Linked DNA regions of Homo sapiens: all the other regions are linked to region 1. A link is an interaction called in ENCODE POLR2A ChIA-PET data of the cell type or tissue named here. Cell type or tissue: PC-9. All regions are shown on one strand. Links, peaks and the distances in the headings refer to the core of each region. The heading gives the core; the rest is flanking DNA.

Region 1 (6,076 bases), core at 971-5,970:
AAGTCCTGCTCTCCCGCGGGGCTCAGGGTCCAACCTCAGGGCAAACTGGCTCCCAGGCCTCCAGGACTGAAATGGCCTGGACCAAGGTCACGAGGCCCCTGCCCCATCTTCCAAAGCCACACTCCACTCTTACTGTCCTTTTCAGATGCCCCCTGTTAGGACTGTTGGTCACTGGCTCATCACCCCACCCCCCACCCCCAGAATTGAAGGTGTCTGGCAGGGTTGGGTGGCTGATGCCTGTAATCCCAGCACTTTGGGAGGCCAAGGCAGGTGGATCCCTTGAGGCCAGGAGTTCGAGACCAGCCTGGCCAATATGGTGAAATGCTGTCTGTACTAAAAATACAAAAATTAGCTGGGCATGGTGGCGGGCACCTATAGTCCCAGCTACTTGGGAGGCTGAGGCAGGAGAATGGCTTGAACCCGGGAGGTAGAGGCTGCAGTGAGCAGAGATTATACCATTGCACTCCAGCCTGGGTGACAGAGCAAGACTCCAACTCTAAAAATAAAAAAAAAAGAAAAAGAAAAAGAATTGAAGGTGCCAGGAAGCCATTCTCTTCTTCCTCCGATTCTCCCACCCACCCTTGCTCCCCCAAAAAGTGAGTACTGGGAGGGGCAAGGCTGAAAGTTCTCCACTCCCCGAGGTGCTGCAGGAGCAGGAGTGCTGGGTGGGCTAGTGCCAGGTGCCCCAGGCGCAGTCCCAGGTGTGCCGGGCACGGGAGGAGTGCCAGGTGAGCTGTGTCTCCAGCCCAGAGATGGGTTTGGTTTGTCTCATGGAAGGGTCCCTGGAGTTGACCAAGGTCGACTGCACCATTTTACAAATGGGAAGACTGAGCCTAGAGATGGGAAGCAGGGAGGGGTGTGAGAGATTACTCTCTCACCCCTTCTCTTCACACCTCCAGGAGTGGGGACCCCAGCAGCTGCAGCTGCTAAAGCAGCCGCCAAAGCCGCCCAGTTTGGTAAGTCCCCCTCACCCCCGCCACTGGCTCACGGAGAACTGCTTTCTCCTGTGCCCTGCTCTGGGGTCTGACCGCCCAGCTTCCTGTTCCTTTCCACCCCACTTAAGCTGTCACATTCTGGGGTGGGCCCTCCTTAGACCTTTTGGCCCACTGATGAATGACCTCTAGGAGTGTGGGTGATGTTTCTGATTAGGGGAGCAGGGTGAGCAGTGTGAGCCTCCCTGTTCCTAAAGCCCCTGGTGCCTCCCAGGCTATTGGGGACCTGACCTCATGCTGAGCTCCAGCTCCCCTTGAGGGACTCCAGTTCTCCCCCTTCTCCTTCTCTTTCTCCTTCTCCTTCTTCTTCTTGTGCTCCTCTTCCTTCTTCTTCTTCTTCTTTCTTCTCCTCCTCCTCCTTCTCCTTCTCCCTCCTCCTCCTTCTCATTCTTCTTCTTCTCCTTCCTCTTCTTCTCCTCCTGCTTCTTTTCCTTCTCCTCCCTCTTCCTCCTCCTCCTGCTTCTCCTTTCTTCTCCTTCTTCTTCTTTCTTCTTCTTCTTCCTCTTTTTCTCCTTCTTTCTTCTTCTTTCTCCTTCTTCTTCTTCTTCCTCTGCTTCTTTCTCCTCCTTCTTCTCTTCTCTTCCGTCTTTCTTCTCCTCCTTTTCCTCCTTCTTCTTTCTTCTCCTTCTCCTTTTTTCTTGAGATAGGGTCTAGCTCTGTCACCCAGGATGGGGTACAGTGCCACAATCATAGCTCACTACAGCCTCAACCTCCCAGTCTCAAGCAGTCTGCCTGCTTCCGCCCCCCAAGAGCTGAGACCACAGGTGCCCACCACCATGCCTGGCTAATTTTTTAATTTTTTTGTAGCGACAGCGGTCTCACTATGTTGCTCAGGCTGGTCTCAAACTCCTAGGCTAAAGCGATCCTCCTGCCTCTGCCTCCCAAAGTCCTGGGATTACAGGCGTGAGCCACCACACCCGGCCTGCAGTACTTCTTGTTCCCCATCTCTTGCTACATTTGAGGGCCACCCTGGCAGCCCCAGGTGCCCACACTTTTCTGAACATGGCAAATCGTGGCAGCACCAATTGTAGAGCTCAACTGTATGTCAGGCCCTGGGCATGGGGTCTGTAGGCCTTGGCCCTAGGGACCTGTGGGCTGAAAGGTTCAGATCAGAATCTCTAGGACTGAATAGGCCAGAGAGCATTTCGACTGCAGGTCTGCTGAGCCCCATATTCTCACACACAGCAATCTTTATTATTTATTTATTTGAGACGGGGTCTCACATTGTCGCCCAGGTTGGAGTGCAGTGATGCCGTCAGCTCGCCGCAGGCCTCAAACTCCTAGCTTAAGCCATTATTCCCCCTTAGTATCCCTAGTAGCTGGGGCTACAGTCACATGCCACCATGCCCAGTTTAAAAAAAAAAAAAATTGTATGCGATCCTCCCACATTGGCCTCTCAAAGTGCTGGGATGACAGGCATGAGCCAACGTGTCTGGCCTACAAAAATCTTACAGAGTTGATTTTATTTTTCCCATTTTACAGATGTGGAAACTGAGGTTCCCAGAGCTTAAGTAACTTGCCTACAGTTGCACAGCTAAATGGTGGCTGAGCTGAGATTTGAACCCAAAGCCTTTCTGTCTTACAAAGTCCCTTATATAATGTAAATCTGCCTCCATCAGCCTCAAATCTCCAAGGGGTCCTTGTCACTGAAAAGGTTAAGAACTCCTGGCCAAATGCAGCAGCTCACAACTATAATCCCAGAACTTTGGGAGGCCAAGTCGGGTGGATCACCCAAGGTCAGGAGTTTAAGACCAGCCTGGCCAACATGGTGAAACCCTGTCTCTACTAAAAATACAAAAAAATTAGCCGGGCATGGTGGTGCGCACCTGTAGTCCCAGCTACTCAGGAGGCTGAGGCAGGAGACTCACTTGAACTCGGGAGGTGGTGGTTGCAGTGAGTCGAGATCACGCCATTGCACTCCAGCCTGGGCGATAGAGTGAGACTCTGTCTCCAAAAAAACAAAGTTATGAACTCCTGAGCCTGCACACACTTCATATTAGGGAGGAGGAAGCTGAGGCCCAGCAAGGGAAAGTAACTGATCCAGGGTCACACAGCAAATCTATGCCAGGGCCGAGGCTCCAGCCCTCTTTCCATAAGCTTCTGTCCTCTTTGATCAGGTCTTGGTTAATGATCAGCTCTTCTCAATCTTGCAGGGTTAGTTCCTGGTGTCGGCGTGGCTCCTGGAGTTGGCGTGGCTCCTGGTGTCGGTGTGGCTCCTGGAGTTGGCTTGGCTCCTGGAGTTGGCGTGGCTCCTGGAGTTGGTGTGGCTCCTGGCGTTGGCGTGGCTCCCGGCATTGGCCCTGGTGGAGTTGCAGGTGAGTTTCATGAGTCAATGAGCCTGAGGGGCCCCCGAAGCCTCCATGGGCCCCGCCTCCATCTCTAATCCCCCTCTCTCTCCCTCCCTCAGCTGCAGCAAAATCCGCTGCCAAGGTGGCTGCCAAAGCCCAGCTCCGTGAGTGCCTCGCCCACCTTTCTCTCCTCTCCCCAACGATCTCAGAGCTGGTTAGGGGCAACAGCCAGGGAGGAGGCCGCTGCTTGGATCTGGGCCCCTTCCTCTGGGACTAGGCTCAGCTCCCTGGGCAGGACACCTCCTTAGGGGCATGCTCCCTGCCTGCTGTCGCCACCACTGCCCTCTGTCTGCAGGAGCTGCAGCTGGGCTTGGTGCTGGCATCCCTGGACTTGGAGTTGGTGTCGGCGTCCCTGGACTTGGAGTTGGTGCTGGTGTTCCTGGACTTGGAGTTGGTGCTGGTGTTCCTGGCTTCGGGGCAGGTGCAGATGAGGGAGTTAGGCGGAGCCTGTCCCCTGAGCTCAGGGAAGGAGATCCCTCCTCCTCTCAGCACCTCCCCAGCACCCCCTCATCACCCAGGGGTGCATAGTAAAATCCTTGTTAGGTTCTCCTAAGCATCTGGGGGTAACAGATAGCGGGAGGAGGGCAGACCAGGCCAAGGGACCCCAGGCTGCCCAATTGCAGAGTATCTGCCTCCTCAGTAGAGGGGTGGCAGGGCTCCAGACTGAGAAAAAGCCTGCCCTCCAACCAGGGAAGGAGCAGGTAGATCAGCCTGGCTCCCCTTCAGCAGTGCTCTGTGGCCAGGGGACCACTAGGAACTCCAGTTCTTCACCAGCTGGTGACTGAGCCCCACTCTGTGCCCAGCCTCAGGCAGTCCATGCTAGGCCTGGGGAGAGAAGGAAGGGGCAGACGGAAGGTGGAGGCACTGTTCAGCCCTAAAGCTCTGTGCCTGTACAGCTTCAGGGCTTTGAGGAAGCAATAGAGGCCAAGGAAGTCAGGGAGGGCTCTCTAGAGGAGGCGGCAGAACTCCCAGGCACAGAGCTCGGCTCCTGACCACTCCCCAACTTTTCTTTCTCCCCAGTACCTGGAGCCCTGGCTGCCGCTAAAGCAGCCAAATATGGTGAGTGCACCCCACAACCACTTGTGGCTCCCTTGCCACCACACCATCCCTGACAGCACAGGACTGGGGTGGTCACAATAGAAAAAGGCAGTTTCGGCCGGGCGTGGTGGCTCACACCTGTAATCCCAGCACTTTGGGAGGCCGAGGCAGGCAGATCACCTGAGGTCAGGAGTTCCAGACCAGCCTGAACAATATGGTTAAACCCCATCTCTACTAAAAATTCAAAAATTAGCCAGGCGTGGTGGCGGGCACCTGTAATCCCAGCACTTTGGGAGGCCGAGGTGGGCAGATCAACTGAGGTCGGGGGTTCCAGACCAGCCTGACCAATATGGTGAAACCCCATCTCTACTAAAAACACAAAAATTAGCCAGGTGTGGTGGCGGGCACCTGTAATCCCAGCTACTCGGGAGGCTGAGGCAGGAGAATCGCTTGAACCCAGGAGATGGAGGTTGCAGTGAGCCGAGATCACGCCACTGCACTCCGGCCTGGACGACAGAGCGAGACTGTATCTCAAAAAAAGAAAAGAAAAGAAAAAGAAAAAGGCAGTTTCTAGGACACGTTTATGACAGTTTAAAAACCTGGCCCCTGCCCACTAAATGCTTATGGTGCCTTCAACCCCTGTGACCACCAAAAACACCCTTGAAATCCCAGTTGCCCCCCAGGAGGCAATTCCACCATCCCTAAGCTTGCCCTGACCCTGACAGTTACATGGTCCCTGTGTCCAGGAAGGGACTGGGCCTGCTGTGGGTATGAGGAGTCTGGGCAGTCTCTGCCTCCACCCCAGCTCTCTGGCCCGAGCAAAGGAGCTGGTATTCCTCATCTGGGCACCCCGGGCCCCCGCCCGCCTTCCTGTCCTGCCAGCAGGACCGCTCCCACCACGAGCCAGCCCAGAGGACGTGGCAGTCCCACAGCCTCTGCACTTGGCGCTCTGGCAGCCCTGCCTGGCCAGACCCACGCTGTCTGTAGCCCCTGAATTCCTGGCCTCCTGTGAGCAGCGTTGGTGGGAGGTGGAAGACTCCCCCAGGGATCCACCAACCAGCCGGGCAGGTCCACTTGGGGCCAGTTTCTACCTCGGAAAATCCTGGCTTCCTCAGCGCCGACCCCCAGCAGCCCTGGCCTCCTCCCCTGCTCACTGCTGACTGCTTGGCAGGCCTGAGTCAACAGACATTGCCAGGGAAACAGAGTGACGTCATGTGGTGGAGCCGCGAAGGGCGCAGGCTCCCCAGCCACTTCCCGTCCCTGAAGCCCTGAGCACACTGCTTAACCTCTGCTCTGCCTCAGCGTTCTCATCTGCAAAATGGGAATGACAATAGTGCCTACCTTTCCTGCTGCAATGCATAAAAAATGGGCTGCTAAGTGTGAAGCACTCAAAATGTTAAGTGCCTGCTGTAGATACTATTACCGTTGTTTGTTTGTTTGTTTGTTTGTTTTGACAGAGTCTTGCTCTGTCGCCCAGGCTGGAATGCAGTGGTACGATCTTGGCTCCCTGCAGCCTCCATCTCCCGGGTTCAAGTGATTCTCCTGCCTCAGCCTTCCAAGTAGCTGGGATTACAGGCGCCCGCCACCACGCCTGGCTAATTTTTGTATTTTTCGTAGAAACAGGGTTTCACCGTGTTGGCCAGGCTGGTCTCAAACTCCTGACCTCAGGTGATCCACTAGCCTCAGCCTCCCAAAGTG
Region 2 (10,734 bases), core at 3,450-8,449, 630 kb before region 1:
GGCTCAAGCTACAGAAGGGAAAATATTCCCTGAGCCACACCCGGGGTCTTTCCAGCCCCGCCCCTGTGCACAGCCTGTGTACCTGGGCACAGGTGCACACACAGGAGTAAACAGGCACCTGCATGGACCCTGTGTGTACACCTAACCTACACACACAGAGACACACACACACACACAGACGCACACACACACAGACACACACACAGACAGATGCGCACACACAGACACACACACAGACACAGACACATAGAGACACACACACAGAGACACACATACAGAGCCACACAGACACACACAGAGACACACACAGACACACACACAGAGACACACACAGAACCACACACACAAAGACACGCACACACACACAGAGACACACACATACACACAGAGACACACACACAGACACACAGATGCACACACAGACACAGACACACACAGATACACACACATACACACATAGAGACACACAAAGACATACACACACACACAGAGATACACACAGACACACACACAGACACACACACAGAACACCCCCACACACAGACACACACACACAGAGACACACATACAGAGACACACAGACACACACACACAGAGACAGACACACACACTCAGAGACACACATACACACACAGAGACACACACACACACACAGAGACACACACAGAGACACAGACACACACAGAGACACACACACAGAGACACACACAGAGACACACACACACAGACAGACACACAGCCCCCCACCCAACACACACACACTAACTGGCACCTGCCTCCGCAGGAACACACTGGTGCTCCTGCCCATCCTGCCCCAGGGAGCAGGTGTGTCGGGTGGACCTGCTGGGTACCCCGAGACCACAGACAGCCTCTCCTGTAGGGCAGCCCAGGCACCTGAAGGAGGCGCAGGATATTCCCCTTTCTGGTCCCTGCTTACTCACACCGCCACCTCTCTCCCCCAGAATCCAATCAATACCCCTTCCCCAGCCTTAGGCCCCACAAGAGTTCAGCCATTCCAGAAGGATCTCTGCTCCTCTTCTCATTCTGACATTCTTTAGACACAACAGATATTTATGGGGGCCCACTCCAGGGCAGGCTCCCAGACGCTGCAGAGCACAGCCAGGGCCCTGACCTCCCCAGGCTCATGGGGATGAAGGCACAGGTGCAGCATGGTGGCTGCAAGGCACAGAGGTGGGCACGAGGGTCCGCAGGGCGCTGAGTGGGGGTCATCCTGGAGGAGGCAGGAAAGGAAGGGGAGGGTGTACCCTCTAGGGGTTGACATGTGTTCGGGGAGGGGAGGGTTGGGGATGCAGGGACACAGGTCAGGAGGGCGTCCCTTCCCACATATGCAGGACAACTACTGGCCCCAGCCAGGGGTCCCAGGAGGGACGGCTTCTCCCCAGGGGGAGGAGGAGTTAGGGGGGCCCCTCGGCCCAGGGAGGGGTGCCGGAGATGGGCATTGATAGTGACCTCCCTCCTCCCGGCCCCTCCGGTCCTCCGGTCCTCCGCATAGTCTCCCTTTCAGTGAGCTCCAGGAGCATTGTTCCACCTTTGTAAAGAGGGAGATCGGGTGACAAAGCCGGGTGGGTGGGCAGGAGGCCAGAGGCCTCTTCTCTCCCAGGCCGCATCTGCGTGGGGGCGGAGCTCATCCACTCCCCTCCTCTGGCTTCCCAGGCGCGGCCGTTGCCATGGTGACAGGCCTGGCATCCCACGGCCCCTGGGGCGCCCTGCCCACCGAAGCTGCCAGAGGAAGGGCCCCCCGACGCTTCTCCACCCTGGCAAGATGGGGGCGGGGGCCCACAAAACCTGGCTCTTAGGCTAGCCCCAGCACTGGGAGGTTTCTAGCAGCCTGAACCTCCCAAGTCTGTGGGAGGGGAGCCCCACCTCCTGGCACCCTGACAGCTGGGGGCTCAGGAGTTGGGGCCACACATCACTATCATCTGTGCACCTAGGCCTCCTTGGGGCCAGATACAGAGAAATAATATGGTTGTTTTTTTGTGGGTTTTTTTGTGGAGAGAGGGGGTCTTGCTGTGTTGCCCAGGCTGGTCTTGAACTCTGGGCTCAAGCAATCCTCCCACCTTGGCCTCCCAAAGTACTAGGATTGCAGGTGTGAGTCATTGCACCCGGCCAATATGTTATTTCTTGATGTTATTCCATGGCCCTTGAACAGTGGCTGGCATGGGGCCGAGGGAGGGCACGGATGCAGAGGCCACAGTGTGCTGGACAGATGGGCTGGCCTGGACCCTGGATCCACAGAGCAGAGCCTCCAGCCCCAGCCCAGCTCTGCTGGGCTGGCCCTGGGAGGTGATGCTTCAATCTGGGGTGCCAGATGGAACAGAAGAGGAGGAAGACCTTCAGAGCTGGGGAAACAAGCCTGGCAAAGGCCTGGAAGCATGGCTTTGCAGGGTGTTTCTGGGGAGGAGTAAGAGTGGGGTGTCGGGTGTGACAGGAAATGAAGAGGTGAGGCGGGGTCTCTGCTTGGAGGAACTTCCACTGCCATCCCTGAGAGCATGCACTTTATTCTGGGCAGCTGCTGCTGAAGTTTTGGGACCCTCCATTATCAATGCCCAGGTGATCAAAGCTGGGTCCCTTCCCTTCCCTGCAGTGCCCTGCCCTGCCCTGCCCTCCCTTCCCCCCCGCTCCCCTCCCCCTCCCCCTCCCTCCCTCTAACCCCTCCCCCTCCCTCCCCTTCCCCTCCTCCCCCTCCATCCCCTTCCCCTCCTCCCCCTCCCTCCCCTTCCCCTCCTCCCCCCTCCCCCTCCCCCTGCCTCCCCTCCCCCTCTCCCTGTCTTTCTTTTTATTTTTTTTCTAGAGATAGGGTCTCACTCTGTTGCCCAGGCTGGAGTGCAGTGGTGTGATCATGGCTCACTGCAGCCTCCCAGGCTCAAGGGATTCTCCAGCCTCAGCCTCTTGAGTAGCTGAGACTACAGGCGCATACCACCATCCCTGACTTTTTTGTTTATTTTTGTTTTAGAGATGGTGGGGTCTTGCTATTTTGCCCAGGCTGGTCTCGAACTCCTGGGCTCAAGTGATTCTCCCACCTTGGCCTCCCAAAGTGCTAGGATTACAGGCTTGAGCCACGGTGCCTCACCTGGGTCCCCCAGGGTCACAGGTACCATACTCCTGCCTTACCTCTTTGGGAACTTCAGGACGTCTCATGGCCCACATGTGGCTGAGTACTATCCTGTGCTGGACACAGGGCTGGCTGCGTCTCCTTGGTGCCCCATCTCCCGATCCTCTTGAGGAGCGAGGGGCTGAGTGTATGCACGAGATGGCATGTCCCCTGCCTGGTCCCCTCCCTGCTCCAGCACAGCTCTAAGGGTAGCAGAGTACTAATTACAGGGATGTGTGGGAAATGATGGCCCCATTTTCTCACCATTGCCACCACCACTGCTGACTCCTTCCCAAGTCCCTACCACAGGCCAGGCTCTAGTGCAGGCAGGTGTGGCTGAGCTGGGCCGGCTGGGCTGGTGTCCTGCCTCTGGTGGTGTTAACAGGCAGCCTCTTGCAATGGAGGAGCCTGGATGCCAATCTTGACCCTTACGAGCTGCGTAATCCTGGGCAAATATTTGAGTTTGCTAAGCCTCAATTTCTCATCTGTATATGGGTACGGGATTCCTTGTAGCACTGTGATGAGGGTGAACAAATGATCACTGTAAAATCCCTGGCCCAGAGCCCAGGAGGCTCACAACAGGTCCTCGGTCAGTTTCTGTGCCTCCCTGAAGTTCTAGGTTACTCACTCATTCATTCACTCACCATCCCTGGGCTCAGCCAGGGTGCCTAGCCCTGTACTAAGTGCTCGTATGAAACAGTGCTAAATGCTCACGTGCAACAGTACTAAGTGCTCACGTCAAACAGTACTAAGTGCTCATGTGAAACAGTGCTAAGTGCTCACGTGAAACAGTACTAAGTGCTCACATGAAACGATGCTAAGTGCTCACGTGAAATGATGCTAAGTGCTCACGTGAAACAGTACTAAGTGCTCACATGAAACGATGCTAAGTGCTCACATGAAACAGTACTAAGTGCTCATGTGAAACATTCTGAGTCCTCCAGGTGTTTCCAGGCCAAGAGAATAGGAACAGTTGGGTGAAAGGGGGATGGCCTTCTCTAAAGAGTCCCAGATCAGGGCCCCTTGCCCCTTGTGTGGCCTGCCGGTGGCACTTGGATTTCACCCACAGAGCTACCCAGGAACCATGGCAGTTTCTAAGCGGGTCCCAGGAGTCTCAAGGGGGCAGCCTAGAGAGAGGTGAGAGGGTGATGGCGACACTCCCCAGAGGAGCACGGTGGCCTTGTGAAATGGGTATGGGTTCCGGAACAGACAATCACAAATGGAACACTTAGTAGCTCTATGCCCTTGGGTATGTCATTCCTCTCTGAGACTCAGTTTCCCCACCTGGGAAATAAGGATAACGTAGCATTCTTGGATTGCTGAGAAGATACAATAAGGGCAAGTATGAAGTGTGATCGATCAGATTCAGGTGCCCAACACGTGTTGTTGATTTTCTTTTTTTTTTTTTCTTTTTTTTTTTTTTCAGGCCAGGCACCGTGGCTCATGCCTGTAATCCCAACACTTTGGGAGGCCGAGGTGGATGGATCACCTGAGGTCAGGAGTTCGAGACCAGCCTGGCCAACATGGTGAAACCCCTGTCTCTACTAAAAGTACAAAAATTACCCGGGAGTGATGGTGGGCGCCTGTAATCCCAGCTACTTGGAAGGTTGAGGCAGGAGAATTGCTTGAACCCGGGAGGCGGAGGTTGCAGTGAGCCAAGATCGCACCATTGCACTCCTGGGCGATGAGATGAGCCTGGGCGACAAGAGCGAAACTCCATCTCAAAAAAAAAAAAGCTATTTTTTTTTCTTTATTAGAGACGAGGTCTCACTATGTTGCCCAGGCTGATGGGGCAAGATGGGGGTGGGGGTGAGCCACTGCGCCTGGCAGAACTGTTGATTTTAACAGTAGGATTATCTGCCTGCATTACAGAAAAGCAAGCTGAGGCTCAGAGAGGAGCCCCAAGTCACATACACTGAGGGGAGAGGCAGACGCTGTATTTGAGCTGCCACTGGGTACAAGGCAGACTTCCACACGTGGGAAGCCTTAGAAATGGTCTCCCCTGGCCGGGCACGGTGGAGCACGCCTGTAATCCCGGCACTTTGGGAGGCAGAAGCGGGAGCATCCCTTGAGCCCAGGAGTTCAAGACCAGCCTGGGTAACATAGTGAGACCCTGTCTCTACAAAAACATTTTAAAATTAGCCGGGAGTGGTGGTGCCCACCTGTAATCCCAGCTACTCTGGTGGCTGAGGCGGGAAGGTCGCTTGAGCCCGGGAGATGGAGGCTGCAGTGAACTATGGTCGTTCCACTGGACTCCAGCCTGGGCGACACAGAGAGACCCTGTCTCTAAAAAGAAATAACAATTAAAAATAAAAATAAAAAGTCTTCCAGCTGGGCGCGGTGGCTCAAGCCTCTAATCCCAGCACTTTGGGAGGCCGAGGCAGGTGAATCACCTGAGGTCAGGAGTTCGAGACCAGCCTGGCCAAAATGGTGAAACCCCGTCTTTACTAAAAATACAAAAAATTAGAGGGGCGTGGTGGCAGGAGCCTGTAATCCCAGCTACTCGGGAGGCTGAGGCAGGATAATCGCTGGAACCCGGGAGGCGGAGGTTGCAGTGAGCCGATATCGCGCCACTGCACTCCAGCCTGGGCGACAAGAGCAAAACTCCGTCTCAAAAAAAAAAAAAAAAAAAAAAAAGTCTCCCTCCTAGAGTAAAATGAGGCGACCCAGTCTGAGAGTGTGGGTACGGGGACTTCCCGCAGCCTCTCCCAGGCAGCAAGGGAAGGGAAGAAACCGAGTGTAAGCGGAGGGCAAGCGGGCGGACACCCACCAGGCCCGGCCCCACCCCGTGCTCCGCGTGGCCGGGAGACGCGGCGCCTTTAAAGCCCAGTGGGAGGCGTGTCCCTGGGCGTGTCCTCCCGGAGCCCCGCCCCGGGGGCTGGTAGCCTCGGCCCCGGGAGGTTGCGCCGGCTCTGGCTCAGCGGCGGCTCCGGTGGCAGCGGCGGTGGCGGCTAGGCGGGCTCGGCGGCTCCTGTCCCTCGGGCGGCTGCCCGCTCGCTGCCCAGGGCGCCCGGACACACGTGGGCGGCTCAGCGATGGCCCGCGCCCCGCGACGTGGCGGGCAGGCACCGGGGCGCGGGACCGCTGAGCCCGAGTGAGCCGGGGCCGCGCTCCCGCCTTCGGCCCGGGCCTCCCGGGATGGCCGTGGCGCCTCTGCGGGGGGCGCTGCTGCTGTGGCAGCTGCTGGCGGCGGGCGGCGCGGCACTGGAGATCGGCCGCTTCGACCCGGAGCGCGGGCGCGGGGCTGCGCCGTGCCAGGCGGTGGAGATCCCCATGTGCCGCGGCATCGGCTACAACCTGACCCGCATGCCCAACCTGCTGGGCCACACGTCGCAGGGCGAGGCGGCTGCCGAGCTAGCGGAGTTCGCGCCGCTGGTGCAGTACGGCTGCCACAGCCACCTGCGCTTCTTCCTGTGCTCGCTCTACGCGCCCATGTGCACCGACCAGGTCTCGACGCCCATTCCCGCCTGCCGGCCCATGTGCGAGCAGGCGCGCCTGCGCTGCGCGCCCATCATGGAGCAGTTCAACTTCGGCTGGCCGGACTCGCTCGACTGCGCCCGGCTGCCCACGCGCAACGACCCGCACGCGCTGTGCATGGAGGCGCCCGAGAACGCCACGGCCGGCCCCGCGGAGCCCCACAAGGGCCTGGGCATGCTGCCCGTGGCGCCGCGGCCCGCGCGCCCTCCCGGAGACCTGGGCCCGGGCGCGGGCGGCAGTGGCACCTGCGAGAACCCCGAGAAGTTCCAGTACGTGGAGAAGAGCCGCTCGTGCGCACCGCGCTGCGGGCCCGGCGTCGAGGTGTTCTGGTCCCGGCGCGACAAGGACTTCGCGCTGGTCTGGATGGCCGTGTGGTCGGCGCTGTGCTTCTTCTCCACCGCCTTCACTGTGCTCACCTTCTTGCTGGAGCCCCACCGCTTCCAGTACCCCGAGCGCCCCATCATCTTCCTCTCCATGTGCTACAACGTCTACTCGCTGGCCTTCCTGATCCGTGCGGTGGCCGGAGCGCAGAGCGTGGCCTGTGACCAGGAGGCGGGCGCGCTCTACGTGATCCAGGAGGGCCTGGAGAACACGGGCTGCACGCTGGTCTTCCTACTGCTCTACTACTTCGGCATGGCCAGCTCGCTCTGGTGGGTGGTCCTGACGCTCACCTGGTTCCTGGCTGCCGGGAAGAAATGGGGCCACGAGGCCATCGAGGCCCACGGCAGCTATTTCCACATGGCTGCCTGGGGCCTGCCCGCGCTCAAGACCATCGTCATCCTGACCCTGCGCAAGGTGGCGGGTGATGAGCTGACTGGGCTTTGCTACGTGGCCAGCACGGATGCAGCAGCGCTCACGGGCTTCGTGCTGGTGCCCCTCTCTGGCTACCTGGTGCTGGGCAGTAGTTTCCTCCTGACCGGCTTCGTGGCCCTCTTCCACATCCGCAAGATCATGAAGACGGGCGGCACCAACACAGAGAAGCTGGAGAAGCTCATGGTCAAGATCGGGGTCTTCTCCATCCTCTACACGGTGCCCGCCACCTGCGTCATCGTTTGCTATGTCTACGAACGCCTCAACATGGACTTCTGGCGCCTTCGGGCCACAGAGCAGCCATGCGCAGCGGCCGCGGGGCCCGGAGGCCGGAGGGACTGCTCGCTGCCAGGGGGCTCGGTGCCCACCGTGGCGGTCTTCATGCTCAAAATTTTCATGTCACTGGTGGTGGGGATCACCAGCGGCGTCTGGGTGTGGAGCTCCAAGACTTTCCAGACCTGGCAGAGCCTGTGCTACCGCAAGATAGCAGCTGGCCGGGCCCGGGCCAAGGCCTGCCGCGCCCCCGGGAGCTACGGACGTGGCACGCACTGCCACTATAAGGCTCCCACCGTGGTCTTGCACATGACTAAGACGGACCCCTCTTTGGAGAACCCCACACACCTCTAGCCACACAGGCCTGGCGCGGGGTGGCTGCTGCCCCCTCCTTGCCCTCCACGCCCTGCCCCCTGCATCCCCTAGAGACAGCTGACTAGCAGCTGCCCAGCTGTCAAGGTCAGGCAAGTGAGCACCGGGGACTGAGGATCAGGGCGGGACCCCGTGAGGCTCATTAGGGGAGATGGGGGTCTCCCCTAATGCGGGGGCTGGACCAGGCTGAGTCCCCACAGGGTCCTAGTGGAGGATGTGGAGGGGCGGGGCAGAGGGGTCCAGCCGGAGTTTATTTAATGATGTAATTTATTGTTGCGTTCCTCTGGAAGCTGTGACTGGAATAAACCCCCGCGTGGCACTGCTGAGTCCTCTCTGGCTGGGAAGGGGGGAAGGTAGGAGGGTGAGGGCCCTGCAGGAGTCTTTCTTGTAAGCAGAGCTGGCAGTGGGTGCTGGCACCCCCCAATCAGGAGGAAGTCCCCCCGGAACAGCTGTGCATTGCAGGAGTCCCAGACACCATGTGTGCGTGTTTTCCCCTCCCGCCCGTCTCTGTGCTTCCAAATGGAGACAGGGACGCCTGCGGATGTTCAGGGAATTCCCCAGGGTGACACTGCCACCTCTGGCCCCAGGGAGTCCAGTTTGAGGCTATGGATGAGTTTTCCTTCTCTGGGAACTTGCTCTCCTTATTGGCGTGGAAAGTAAAGGTGTCAGCCTGTGTCAATGTTGTCACGAGGACCGCCTCCCTGGGGCCTTGGAAAATTGCTGGTGCGTCTGCCTGGCTCCTCGGGGCCCCCACCAGGGCAGCCCCCACCAGGGCAGCCCCAGCCTGCTCCCTGGCGTCTCCAGGTGGGGTGAAGAGGTTGTTCTGGTCTGTGGGCCTCTGGGTAGCACAGACATGCACGTGGAGCTGGGAAGCCCTTGAGTAGAGTGGGAATTGGGCCCCTAGCTCCTAAGCTTGTCAGATTTGAGTTGCTAATGGCAGCGGTGGGAATGAGGCAGCTCAGGTGGCTGTGCAGAGCTCCACACTGGGGCAGGTATGGGGAAAGGTCCCATGTCCATCTGTGTGCTGGGGTAGCTTAGGGCTGCTAGGGCCTGTCCTGTTTCTGCGGACTGGGTAGCTGGGCACGTGTGGCCATCTGGAGACCCCTATTGGCTTGGGGTCAGACCCCAGGGCCCCATCTTGGCTGCTGTGACTCCAGCCAGGTGAGAGTATTAGTTACTAGTGTCCCTGGGTGCCTACTATACACGGCCGGCATTTGGTGTCAGTGCCAGGAGATCCCAGCGGTCCAGCCCTGCTGCCAGCCTCACTTTAGAGCCACGGGGAGGCTCCAGGAGGGGAGACGCTCAGGTGCTGAGGATGAATGGTGAGGCGGAGCCCCAAACCTAGGGCCTCTCGGGCTGGAGCCCTGTGCCCTACCCCAACCACCAATCCTACAGGGACAAGAAAAGTCCAGTGAGAATCAAACAGGTTGGGTCACGCTCCCAGGAGACAAGACCATGGCAGGCTGAGGGGGTTAAGGGGTATTCCTCACCACAAGGCGCAGTGGTGCCCCAGGGAAGCTTACAGCCCTTGCACCTGTTCTTAGGCCGTTTATTGCACGGGGAACGCCCTCTCCATCTAAATCCTTCCCTTTGCGCAGAGCACACATTAAGTAAGTCCCCATGTGCCTCTGACCAACAAAGCCAAGTGACCCTACCTCCTTGTAATGCTGCACGAGGGTTTTTTGTTTGTTTTTTGTTTGTTTTTGTTTTTAATTTAAGGCAGAGTCTCACTCTGTTGCCCAGACTGGAGTGCAGTGGCACGATCTCAGCTCACTGCAATCTCTGCCTCCCAGGTTCAAGCAATTCTCCTGCCTCAGCCGCCTGGGTGGCATCCGCCACCATGCCTGGCTCATTTTTGTATTTTTTTGTAGAGACGGGGTTTCACCATGTTACCCAGGCTGGTCTTGAACTCCTGGCCTCAAGTGATCCACCCACCTTGGCTTCCCAAAGTGCTGGGATTATAGGCTTGAGCCACTGCACCTGGCCATGCGAGGGTCTTTGAGTGGGAAACAGAATGAGCTCGTTAGAGGCAGTAAAGTGCCCACACTGGGCGTGGGAGGGGCAGAGGCTTCAGGGAGCTGGGCTCACAGGCAGTGGAAGGGAAGATGGGAAGGGCCTATACCAGGGCGGGGGCAGCTGGAGCGAATGGAGAGGATTCCACAGACTTGGGAAGAGCAAGGCAGGCGGGGTGTGGGAAAGGCAGGGGGAGGATGAGCATCCAAGGGCACCCACCTGCCCCTTCTTTCTTCCTTGCTGTCAGTGACCATGTCCTGCTCAGCAGACACCAGCCTGCTGCTGGTTTTCAGGGCAGCCCAGATGGGAGCGCAGAGAGGGGCAGTGCAGGGTCAGGACAGGCCCCGGGGGCTGTGCTTTGAGGCCAGGACCTGGGAGGGAGGGCAGGGCCCTGCCAGCTTTCTCAGACCTGGAAGATGCTATGGAAATAAGTCCTAGGCCCTGGAGGAAAGGGAAAAAGGAAACACAGCCCTCTCATGTGATCTGCTCGCCTCACGTTTCGGACGGGAAGTGTTTAGATTGGTTGGCCGCTACAGCACATAGCCACGCAGTTTGAGGCCAAGCTGGGAGTTGAACCCAAGTCTGCCTCCAGAACTTTTGTGCGTTCCACACCAGGGATCCGATTAGGTCCTGGTGGGGAAAGGCAGGGTGTATGCCTTGGCAAGTTTATGTCCCCA
Region 3 (10,734 bases), core at 2,962-7,961, 100 kb before region 1:
GTAATTTTATCAGGCCAGTGTTAACTCTGATACCAAAACCAAACACCTAACAAATAGACCAGGAGTCAGCAAACCATGGCTTGTGGGGCCAAACCAGACTACGATCTGTTTCTGTAAATAAAGTTTTATTGAAACACAGCCACAATTATTAAAGTACATACTGTCTCTTCCTATTTTCCTATTACAGTGGTTGAGTAGTTATAGCAGAAATTATATGACCTGCAAAGCCTCAAATATTTACTGACTCTTTACAGAACAAGGTCTGCTGGTCCCTGATATGGACCAGCAGCCTTCATGGAAAAAGATGCAAAAATGCTTTAGAAAGATTAGCAAGTCAAACCCAATAAATAAAAGAGATAAAATATCAAGGTCAAGTGAAATGTATTCCAGAAATACAATGTTGCTTTAACAAAGAAAACAAAAATAAGCCAATGTAACGCAATATATTAGCAGAAGAAAGGTTTAAAATGCATGATCATCTCAATAGTTGCAGAAAAGAAGCATTTGATAACATTCAGAATCCATTCATTATTATAATTTTTTTTTGAGAGAGAGAGAGTCTTGCTCCATTGCCCAGGCTGGAGAGCAGTGGTGTGATCTCGGCTCCCTGAAACCTCCACCTCCCAGGCGCAAGCAATTCTCGTGCCTCAGCCACTCCAGTAGCTAGGACTACAGGAAGGCGCCACCATGCCCAACTAATTTTTGTATTTTTAGTAGAGATGGGGTTTTGCCATGTTGGCCAGGCTGGTCTCGAACTCCTGGCCTCAAGTGATCCACTCCTCAGCCTCCCAAAGTGCTAGGATTATAGGCATGAGCCACCGTGCATGCCCCATTGATAATTAAAAAAAGAAAAAAAAAAGAATTCAGCAAACTAAATATAAAAGGGGACTGTCTCAACGGCAAAAAATATAGCTACAAAAACTTAAAGCTAATGTCTTAATGGGTAAAGTATGAATGATTTCTCTCTAAGATTAGAAACAAGGCAAACATGTCCACTCTCGCTGTTTGCATTTAGCATGGTACTGGAGGTTCTAGCTTGTGCAATAATAAAAGAAGAAAAAATAAAAGGCATACCAATTGGAAAGGAGGAAGAAACACTGTCCTTATTGCAGACAACATGATCATCTATGTAGAAAATCCTAGGAAATAGGAAATAAGCTACTAGAACTAATAAGTTAGCAGAACAAAGTGTCAATTGAATTTCCATATGCTAGCTCAAACAGTGGGAACTGAAATTTTAAAAAGAAAGTCATTATTATTATTATTATTATTATTATTATTATTATTATTATTATTTGTCTCCCAGGCTGGAGTGCAGTGGCACAATCTCAGCTCACTGCAAACTCCACCTCCCGGGTTCAAGTGATTCTCCTGCCTCAGCCTCCCGAATAGCTAGGATTATAGGCATGCCTCACCACGCGTGGCTAATTTTTGTATATTTAGTAGGGATGAGGTTTCACCAGGTTGGCCAGGCTGCTCTTGAACTCACAAGCTCAAGTGATCCGCTGGCCTCGGCCTCCCAAAGTGCTGGGATTACAGGTGTGAGCCACCAAGCCCGGCCTAAATCCCACCCCCTTTGCTCTGGCTCTTGATCTCATTGTATCAATCTCTGCTTCCATTATCACATCTCTTTTTTCTGACTCTGACCCTCTTGCCTCCCCGCTTACGAGAAACTTTGCAATGGGACCTATCCAGATAATCCAGGATAATTTCTCCACCTCAAGATCCTTAATTTAGGCTGGGTACAGTGGCTCATGCCTGTAATCCCAGCATTTTGGGAGGTTGAGGCGGGCGGATCTTTTGAGTTCGGCAGTTTGAGACCAGCCTGGCCAACATGGTAAAACCCCATCTCTACTAAAAACACAAAATTAGGTGGTTTGTCTTTTCATTTTCTGGGTGCTTTGAAACAAAGTTTTTGGCCAGGTGGGGTGGCTTATGCCTGTAATCCCAGTGCTTTGGTAGGCTGAGGTGGGAGGATCACTTTGAGGTCAGTAGTTCAAGACCAGCCTGGAAAATATAATGAGACCCGCCCCCTGCTCCCCATCTTTACAAAAAATCAAAAAAATTACCTGGGCATGGTAGCACATGCCTATATGCCTGATGATGTGCCAGCTAGGCAGGAAGATCACTTGAGCCCAGGAGTTCAAGGTGCAGGGAGCCATGATCACTTCACTGCACTTCATCCTGGGCAACAGAATAGGACCTTGTCTCAGGGGCTGGGCGCAGCGGCTCACGCCTGTAATCCCAGCACTTTGGGAGGCTGAGGTGGACGGGTCACGAGGTCAGGAGTTCCAGACCAGCCTGGCCAACATGGTGAAACACCGTCTTTACTAAAAATACAAAAATTAGCCTGGCATGGTGGTGCGTGCCTGTGATCCCAGCTGCTCGGGAGGCTGAGGCAGGAGAATCACTTGAACCTGGGAGGCTGAGGTTGCAGTGAGCTGAGATTGCGCCATTGCACCCCAGCCTGGGTGACATGGGTGACAGAGCAAGACTCCATCTCAAAAAAAAAAAAAAAAAAAAAAAACAAGAACAGAAACCCTGTCCTTACAAAAAAGGAACAAAGAAAAAAAAGAATACAAAGTTTTAAATTTTGATGAACTCCAATTTATGAATTTTTTCTTTTATTACTTGTGCTTTAGGTGTCATATCTAAGAAACCATTGCCTAACTCAAGGTCATAAAGATTTATACTTATCTTTTCTTCTAAGAGTTTTGTCGCTTTAGCTCTTATATTTGGGTCTATGATCTATTTTGAGTTAAGTTTTGTATATGGAATGAGGTAGGGGCTCAAATTCATTCTTTTGCATGTGGATATACAGTTGTCTCTCACCATTTGTTGAAAAGACTAACATTCTTGTCAAAAATCAATTGACTGTGAATGTGTGGGCTTATTTCTAGAGTCTCAATTTTATTCTATTAATCCAATGTAGATTCTTAAGTCACTACCATGATGTTTTCATTATTACAGCTTTCTAGTAAGTTTTAAAGTCAAGAAATGTGAGTCTTCCAATTTTTTTCATCTTTTTCAAGATTATTTTGTAATTCTGAGTCCCTTGCATTTCCATATGAATTTTAGAAGCAGCGTGTCAATTTCTACAACAGAGGCAGCTGAGATTTTGATAAGGATTAAATTGAATCCATAGATCATTTTAGGGATTATTGGCATTTTAACAATATTAAGTCTTCCAATCCATAAACACAGGATGTCTTTCCATTTATTTAGGTCTTCTTTAATTGCTGTTTCTTTTTTTTTTCTTTTGAGACGGAGTCTCACTCTGTCACCCGGGCTGGAATGCAATGGCACAATCTTGGCTCACTGCAACCTCCACCTCCTGGGTTCAAGCGATTCTCCTGCCTCAGCCTCCCTGGTAGCTGGGATTAGAGGCAGGCACCACCATGTCTGGCTAATTTTTGTATTTTTAGTAGAGACGGTGTTTCACCATATTGGCCAGGCTGGTCTCGAACTCCTGACCTCAGGTGATCCACCTGCCTTGGTCTCCCAAAGTGCTGAGATTACAGGCGTGAGCCACTGCACCCCATCAAGACTTCTTTAATTTCTTTCAACTGTGTTTTGTGGTTGTCAGAGTATGTCTTGTGCTTGTTTTATTAAATTTATTCCTAAGTATTTTATTTTTATGTTATTATAAATGGAATTGTTTTCTTAATCTAATTTTTTGGATTGTTCATTTCCAAAAAATATAACAGATTTTTATATATTTATCTTGTATTCTACAACCTTGCTGAACTCATTTATTAGTTCTAATAGTTGTGTGTGTGTATATATGTCTGTGTGTTTGTGTAATCCTGAGGATTTTCTCTATACAAGGCCACATTCTCTGCAAATAGAGGCAGTTATACTTAATCCTTTCTAATCTGGATGCCTTTATTTCTTTCTCCTGCCCTGGCTAGAACATCTGATGCAATGTGGAATATAAGTGTTGACAGGGGACATTCTTGTCTTGTTTTTGATCTTAGGAAGAAAGCTTTCTACCTTTCATCACTGTGTATGATGATAGGTGGGTTTTTATGGATGTCTTTTTTCAGGTTGAGAAATTATCCTTCTATTCCTAGTTTGGAGATTGTTTTTATCACAAAAGGGTGTTGGATTTTGACAATGCTTTTTCTACATCTATTGAGACGATGATATGGTTTTGCCTTTTATTCCATTAATAGGGTGTATTAACTGCATTGATTTTTGTACACTGAGGCAAACTTACATTCCTGGCATAAATCTCACTTGATCATTGGTATATAATCCTTTTTGTATGTTAGTGAATTCATTTTCTAGTATTTTGCTGAGAATTTTTTTGTCTTTATTTGTAAGAATTATTGGTCTATAGTTTTCTTTTCTTGTTTTGTCTTTGTGTGGTTTTGGTGTCAGGACCTCAGAATGAGTTGGAAAATTTCCCCCCTATTTTTGGAAAGGTTTTTGGAGGATTGATATTAATTCTTCTTTAAATGTTTGGCAGAAATCATCAGTGAAGCCATCTGGTCCTGGGTTTTTCTTTGCAAGGAGTTCTTTTGTGTTTGTTTTGCTTTGTTTTGTTTTGTTTTAATTATTAATTCAATCTCTTGTTATAGATATTTTGAGATTTTTAATTTCTTTTTGTGTCTGTTCTAATAGCTTGAGGCTTTGTAAGAATTTGTCCCTGGGATACAATTGTTCATAGTATTCCCTTATAATTCTCTATCCTTCTGTAAGGTTAATAGTAATGTCCTGGCTGGGCGCAGTGGCTGACACCTGTAATCCCAGCACTTTGAGAGGCCGAGGCGGGTGGATCACCTGAGATCAGGGGTTCGAGACCAGCCTGGCCAACATGGTGAAACCCCATCTCTACTAAAAATACAAAATTAGCCGGCTGTGTTGACGTGTGCCTGTAATCCCAGCTACTTGGGAGGCTGAGGCAGGAGGATCACTTGAACCCAGGAGGTAGAGGTTGCAGTGAGCCGAGATTGTGCCACTGCACTCCAGCCTGGGCAACAGAGCAAGACTCCGTCTCAAAAAAAAAAAAATAGTAATGTCATTTCTTCCATTCTCAATTTTAGTAATTTGAATTTTTTTCTCTTTTTTTCTTGGCAAGTCTAAAGATTTGTGAATTTTGTTGATCTTTTTGAAGAACCAACTTTTTGGTTTCATTAGCTTTCTCTATTGCTTTTCTGTCTCTATTTCATTTATTTCCCCTTAATCTATATTATTTCTTTCTTTGTATTTGCTTTGAGTTTAACTTTGTTCCTCTTTTTCTTGTTTCTTAGGGTAGAAGTTTAGGTTATTGATTTGAGATCTTGCTTCATTTTTAATATAGGAATTTACAGCGCTATGTTTTCCTTCTAAACTTCTATTTATTCTTGAGCCAGTTTTGGTCATTTGTGTCTTCAAAGAATTTGTCCATGCTACTTGAGCTATCAAATGTACTGGCATGCTATTGCTCATAACATTCCCTTATTATCTGTTTCATGTACACAGAAGCTTTAGTAATGTCTCTTCTTTCATGACTAATATTGATAATGCAGTATTCTCCATTTTTGGTTTAAAGAATATAGCTTGAGTCTTATCAGTGGTGGTGAGAGACTGTGGTGGCCCTATGAGTCCCACCTCCTGCCATCACACCTTTGTGTGGCCTCCCCTTGAGCGTGGATGTGACTTGTGACTTGCTTCTAAATCATAGAATATAACACAGGTGAAGGCATGTACATGATGACGTGTATGTGATTACATTATGTAAGATAATAATCCATCTTGCTAGGACACTCTTGTCCTCCCCACCATACACCTAATGGCTTTGAGGAAGTAAGCTGCCATGTGGCAAGGAGATGGGAGTGGCCTCTGGCTGACAGCCAGGTGGAAACTGAAGCTCTTGGTCCAGCAGCCTGCAAGGAACTGAATTCTGTCAACCACCACATGAGTTAGAAGTCGATTCTCCACCAGTTGGCCTCAGATGAGACACCTTGATTGCAACTTAGTGAGCTAGAAGCAGAGGACCTAGCTAAGCTGTGCCTGGACTCCTGGCCCCCAGAAACTATGAGAAAATAAATACATGTTGTTTAAAGCCACTGTTTGCGGTGGTTGTGTTGCTACACAGCAATAGATAATGAATACATCAACACTTGGACTTTTCAAAGAAACTGCTTTTGGTATCAGTGATTTTCTTCATTATTGGTTCATTTTCTATTCAATTGATTTCTGCTTTTTATGATTCGTATTTTTCTACATCAGGTTTAATTTGCTCTTTCATTTTCTAGCATGTAAGGTAGACCCTTGGCTGGGTGCAGTGGCTCATGCCTGTAACCCTAGCACTTTGGGAGGTCAAGGTAGGAGGATTACTTGAGCCTAGGAGTTTGAGACTAGGCCTGACAATATAGCAAGACAGTGTCCCTACCAAAAAAAAAAAAATGAATTAATTAAAAAATTAGCTGGGTGAAGTGGCATATGCCTGTACTCCCAGCTACTTAGGAGGCTGAGGTAAGAGGATTGCTTGAACCTGGGAGGTCGAGGCTGCAGTGAGCTCTGGTTGTACCACTGCACTCCAGCCTGGGCAACAGAGCGAGACCCTGTCACACACACACAGACACACACACACACACACACAGGTAGAACCATCACTCATTTATTTTAGAGCTTTCTTCTTGTGTATAACAATTAGAGCTATAAATTGCCCTCAAAGCGTTGCTTAAGGCTGCACCCCTCAAATATTAATAGGTTGTTTTTTCATTTCTATTTAATTCAAGATATTTTCTAATTTCCCATGCGATTTCTTCTTTGACCTATGGGTTATTTAGAAGTATGATAATTTCCTAATATTTGCAAATTTTCCAGATCTTAGAACTCACTTTATTTCTCTTCTCTTGGGGATCACGTCTCAGCACTGCCTATGGTTCACATCAGACAACTGCCGCTTCACGTATTTTGTTTGGTTTTCCAGTTTTTAAGATAGAAGGATCAATCCAGTTCCCGTCGTTCCATGTGGCTAGATGCGAAGTGATATGTTTGGGTTTAACTCTACCTGCTTGCTATTTGTTTATTTGTTTCCTCTGTTCTTTGCTTATTTTCCTACCTTCCTCTTTTTTTTTTTTTTTAACGAAGTCTCCCTCTGTCACCCAGGCTGGAGTTCAGTGGCATGATCTTGGCTCACTGCAGCTTCCACTTCCTGGGTTCAAGTGATTCTCATGTCTCAGTCTCCCGAGTAGCTGTGATTACAGGCGCCTGCCACCACACCCAGCTAATTTTATTTATTTATTTATTTATTTATTTATTTATTTATTTATTCTGTAGAGGCAGAGTTTGCTCTGTCACCCAGGCTGGAGGGCAGTGGCGCAATCTCGGCTCACTACAACTTCCACCTCCCAGGTTCAAGCAATTCTCCTGCCTTAGCCTCCCAAGTAGCTGGGACTACAGGCGCACGCTACCACACCCGGCTAATTTTTTTGTATTTTAGTAGAGACGGGGTTTCACCATGTTGCCCAGGCTGGTCTCGAACTCCTGAGCTCAGGCAATCCACCCGCCTCGGCCTCCCAAAGTGCTAGGATTAAAGGTGTGAGCCACCACACCCAGCCTCCTACTTTCCTTTAGATTGAAGTTTTTTGTTTGTTTTGGTTTTTGTTTGCCATTTTTTCACCTTTTACCTATAAGCTATTTCTTTGTGTGTGTGATTATCCTAGAGTTTATAATTTGAATCTTTAACTTTTCACAATCTACCCTTAAATTGCATTTAACACTTCATGAATAATACAAGAACCTTACAGCAGCATACTTTGATTTCACTCTTCCGTCCTTTATGCTATTGTAGTCATGCATCTCGGAAGTTATAAACCCCACAATACACTGCTATTTTTTTCTTTAAACAATTCCTTTTTTTTTTTTTTTGAGACAGAGTTTCACTCTTGTTGCCCAGGCTGGAGTGCAATGGCGTGATCTTGGCTCACCGCAACCTCTGCCTCCCGGTTCAAGCAATTCTCCTGCCTCAGCTTCCTGAGTAGCTGGGATTACAGGCATGTGTCACCACGCCCGGCTAATTTTGTATTTTTAGTAGAGATGGGGTTTCTCCTTGTTGGTGAAGCTGGTCTCGAACTCCCAACCTCAGGTGATCTGCCCACCTCGGCCTCCCAAAGTGCTGGGATTACAGGAATGAGCCACTGCGCCCAGCCAATTATCTTTTAAAGAAATGAAAATAAGAGAAAGTATCTCTTACATTAGTCCACATATTTGCCATTCCTAGTGTTTTTCATTGTCTTGTATCTCATGCTTATGTGTATCTTTTTCCTTTAGCCTGAAATTTTAATTTTATAATTTTTTGTAGTGCAATTTCTGCTGGGCAATAAATTTTCTCACCGTTTGTTTCTTTAAAAAATACCTTTATTTTGTCTTCATTTAGGGGAGACTATTTTAACTGAGTAAAGAATTCTAGGTTAATAGCTTCCCCCCCAACCCCAGCACTCTAAAGATGTCATGTTATTGTCCTCTAGCTTTCATTGTTTCTGACAATAAGTCAGCAGTCATTCTTATCTTTGTTCCTTCTACATAATGTGTCATTTCGCCCTCTGGCTGCTTTTAAGATTTTTCTCTTTATTTTTGGTATTCAACAACTTGATTGTGATATGTTTTGGTGTGGTTTTCTTTGAATTAATATTTATTCTTCTTGGAGCTCTTTGAGTTTCTTGGATCTTTGGGTTTATGATTTTAATCAAATTTGCAATTTGAAGAAAATTCAGCAATTATTTCTTCTGCCTCTGGTACTCCAGTTATATGTGTGTTGGATGGATTAATATTGTCCTACAGGTCACCAAGCCTCTGTTAAAATTTTTTTGGCTTGCTTTTTTCCCTCAGTGCTTTAGTTTGGATATATTCAGATTCATTGATCTTGTCTTTGTAGTGTCAAATCTGCTGTTAAGCTCATCCTATATTTTTTTATCTTAGACATTATATTTTCAGCTCCAGCAGTTCCATTGGTTCTCTTTTAAATCTTCTATTTCTCTCCTCATTATGTTTGTTTTCCCTTTAAAATCTTGAACATATTTCTATAGCCAATTTAAAGTCTTGCAAACTAATTTGATCACTTCTGGATCTGTTTCATTGATTTTTTAAAAATTACAAGTCATATTTTCCTACTTCCTCACATGTCTGTACATCCTTTTACAGCTTTATCGAAATACAGTTTACTTTACCATACAATTCATTAATTTATCATGTATACTTTAATGACTTTTAGTATATTCACAGAATTGTACATCCATCATCACAATCAATTTTACAATATTTTCCTTATCCCTAAAAGAAGCCCTCATCCCCCAATCCCTCCATTCTGCCCCACCCTCAGCCCTAGGCAATCACCAATCTACTTTTTGTCTTTAGAGATTTGTCTATTCATATAAATGGAATAATACCATCTTTGATTCTTTGTGACTTAACATCATGTGTTCAGAGTCCATCCATGTTGTGGCATGTATCAGTTCTTGTTTCTTTTCATTGCCAATAACATTCCATAGTATGGCTATAGTAAGTATTGATTGGATGGTTAATATTGTGATGTTATGCTATTCTTGTTCCATCCATGGCAATTTTATGACACAAATATGACTCTCCCTACTTTACGGATGAGGAAAGTGTGTCTCAGATAGAAGGCCACACAGTGGGTGGAACTCCTAGGAAGTTGGTATAACAGAAAGGACATGGCCTTACCCTAAGGGGAGAGGCATAGGCATGCTTTGCAAAAGGTCGGAGGGAAGACATAGGGAGCTCCCCCAAAAAGTAAGTCTGGTGAGGGAGGTACAACCATGCTTTGGAAACTCTGATCTGAGTGGGGCATGGACCCTTCCCTGAGAAGCCCCAATCAGAGGGGGAAGCTGTGACCCTTTCTTGGGCACTGTGACCTGAGGGGAGATGTGGTCCCACTTAGAAAAGCCCCCATTCATCAGGCCTCTCTTGATCAGTGGAGGTCAGCAGGCATGGGCCTGGGTCCTAAGGCACCTTCAGCTCTCCGGAGGGCCTGCCAGCACAGGGCACAAGGCCACATCTGTTTGCAGGAAGCTGCTACTCAGACAGGGCCAGAAGTGATGCCAGGCACAGAGCCGGAATCCCAAAGCACCCAGTCTGGGCTTTGCCCACAGCTGGGACCCAGAGCTGTCCAATGACTATGACAGCGCCTAGTCAGTGGGTGCTTATTCATATCCGCTGGGTGGTAGTTGGGCCACCTGCCTCCAGCTCTGCAATCCCCTCTCCCTGTACCTGGGGCCTCTTGTTCTCTCACCTGTGGGTTCAGCTTCACTCCAGGCTCAAAGACCAGGAGGCTGCCCAGAGATTAGGAGGGATTTAAGCTTTTTTTTTTTTTTTTTTTTAAATGAGGGACAGGGTCTTGCTCTGTTGTGCAGGCTGGACTGCAGTGGTGCCATCATAGCACACTGCAGCCTCCAACTCCTGGGCTCAAGCGATCCTCCCACCTCAGCCTCCAAGTAGCTGAGACTGTAGGTGTGTACCACCACTCCTGGCTAATTTTTAATTTTTTTTTTTTGAGACAGTTTTGCTCTTGTTGCCTGAGCTGGAGTGCAATGGTACGATCTTGGCTCACTGCAACCTCTGCCTGCCAGGTTCAAGTGATTCTCCTGCCTCAGCCTCCCTAGTAGCTGGGACTACAGGCATGTGCCACCACGCCCAGCTAATTTTGTGTTTTTAGTAGAGACAGGGTTTCTCCATGCTGGTCAGGCTGGTCTTGAACTCCCGACCGCAGGCGATCCGCCCACC

Evidence for each region. Peaks named below come from ENCODE experiments on the same cell type or tissue, not always from the same donor. Only the 100,000 strongest peaks of a DNase experiment are listed, where the experiment ranks them.
Region 2: POLR2A ChIA-PET joins it to region 1 with 7 read pairs; 1 of 35 experiments calls an interaction of 5 or more read pairs at or near these places.
Region 3: POLR2A ChIA-PET joins it to region 1 with 5 read pairs; 5 of 35 experiments call an interaction of 5 or more read pairs at or near these places.

The regions. Positions count from the first base shown.
Region 1 is chr7:74,056,741-74,062,816 of GRCh38, forward strand. It overlaps ELN (elastin), which reads left to right. Exons shown (of 33, transcript NM_000501.4): 22 at 900-956; 23 at 3,146-3,307; 24 at 3,400-3,444; 25 at 3,636-3,761; 26 at 4,361-4,399. ELN-AS1 (ELN antisense RNA 1) reads right to left here and starts at 5,540. Exons shown (of 2, transcript NR_183555.1): 1 at 5,470-5,540; 2 at 2,165-3,292. RefSeq lists enhancers at 4,874-5,374, 5,375-5,875, 5,419-5,713 and a silencer at 5,516-5,708. In PC-9, for the core only: no CTCF peak of the experiment used is centred there; DNase peaks (open chromatin) are centred at 3,281 and 5,561.
Region 2 is chr7:73,427,758-73,438,491 of GRCh38, forward strand. It overlaps FZD9 (frizzled class receptor 9), which reads left to right and starts at 6,021. Exons shown (of 1, transcript NM_003508.3): 1 at 6,021-8,363. The coding sequence starts at 6,251. The coding sequence ends at 8,026. RefSeq lists enhancers at 805-1,526, 5,840-6,713 and silencers at 5,834-6,123, 7,662-7,956. In PC-9, for the core only: no CTCF peak of the experiment used is centred there; a DNase peak (open chromatin) is centred at 5,964; H3K4me3 peaks cover 1,115 bases.
Region 3 is chr7:73,954,942-73,965,675 of GRCh38, forward strand. No RefSeq gene overlaps it. Among named protein-coding and RNA genes, the nearest start is that of ELN, 68 kb to the right of the region's middle. In PC-9, for the core only: no CTCF peak of the experiment used is centred there; a DNase peak (open chromatin) is centred at 5,830.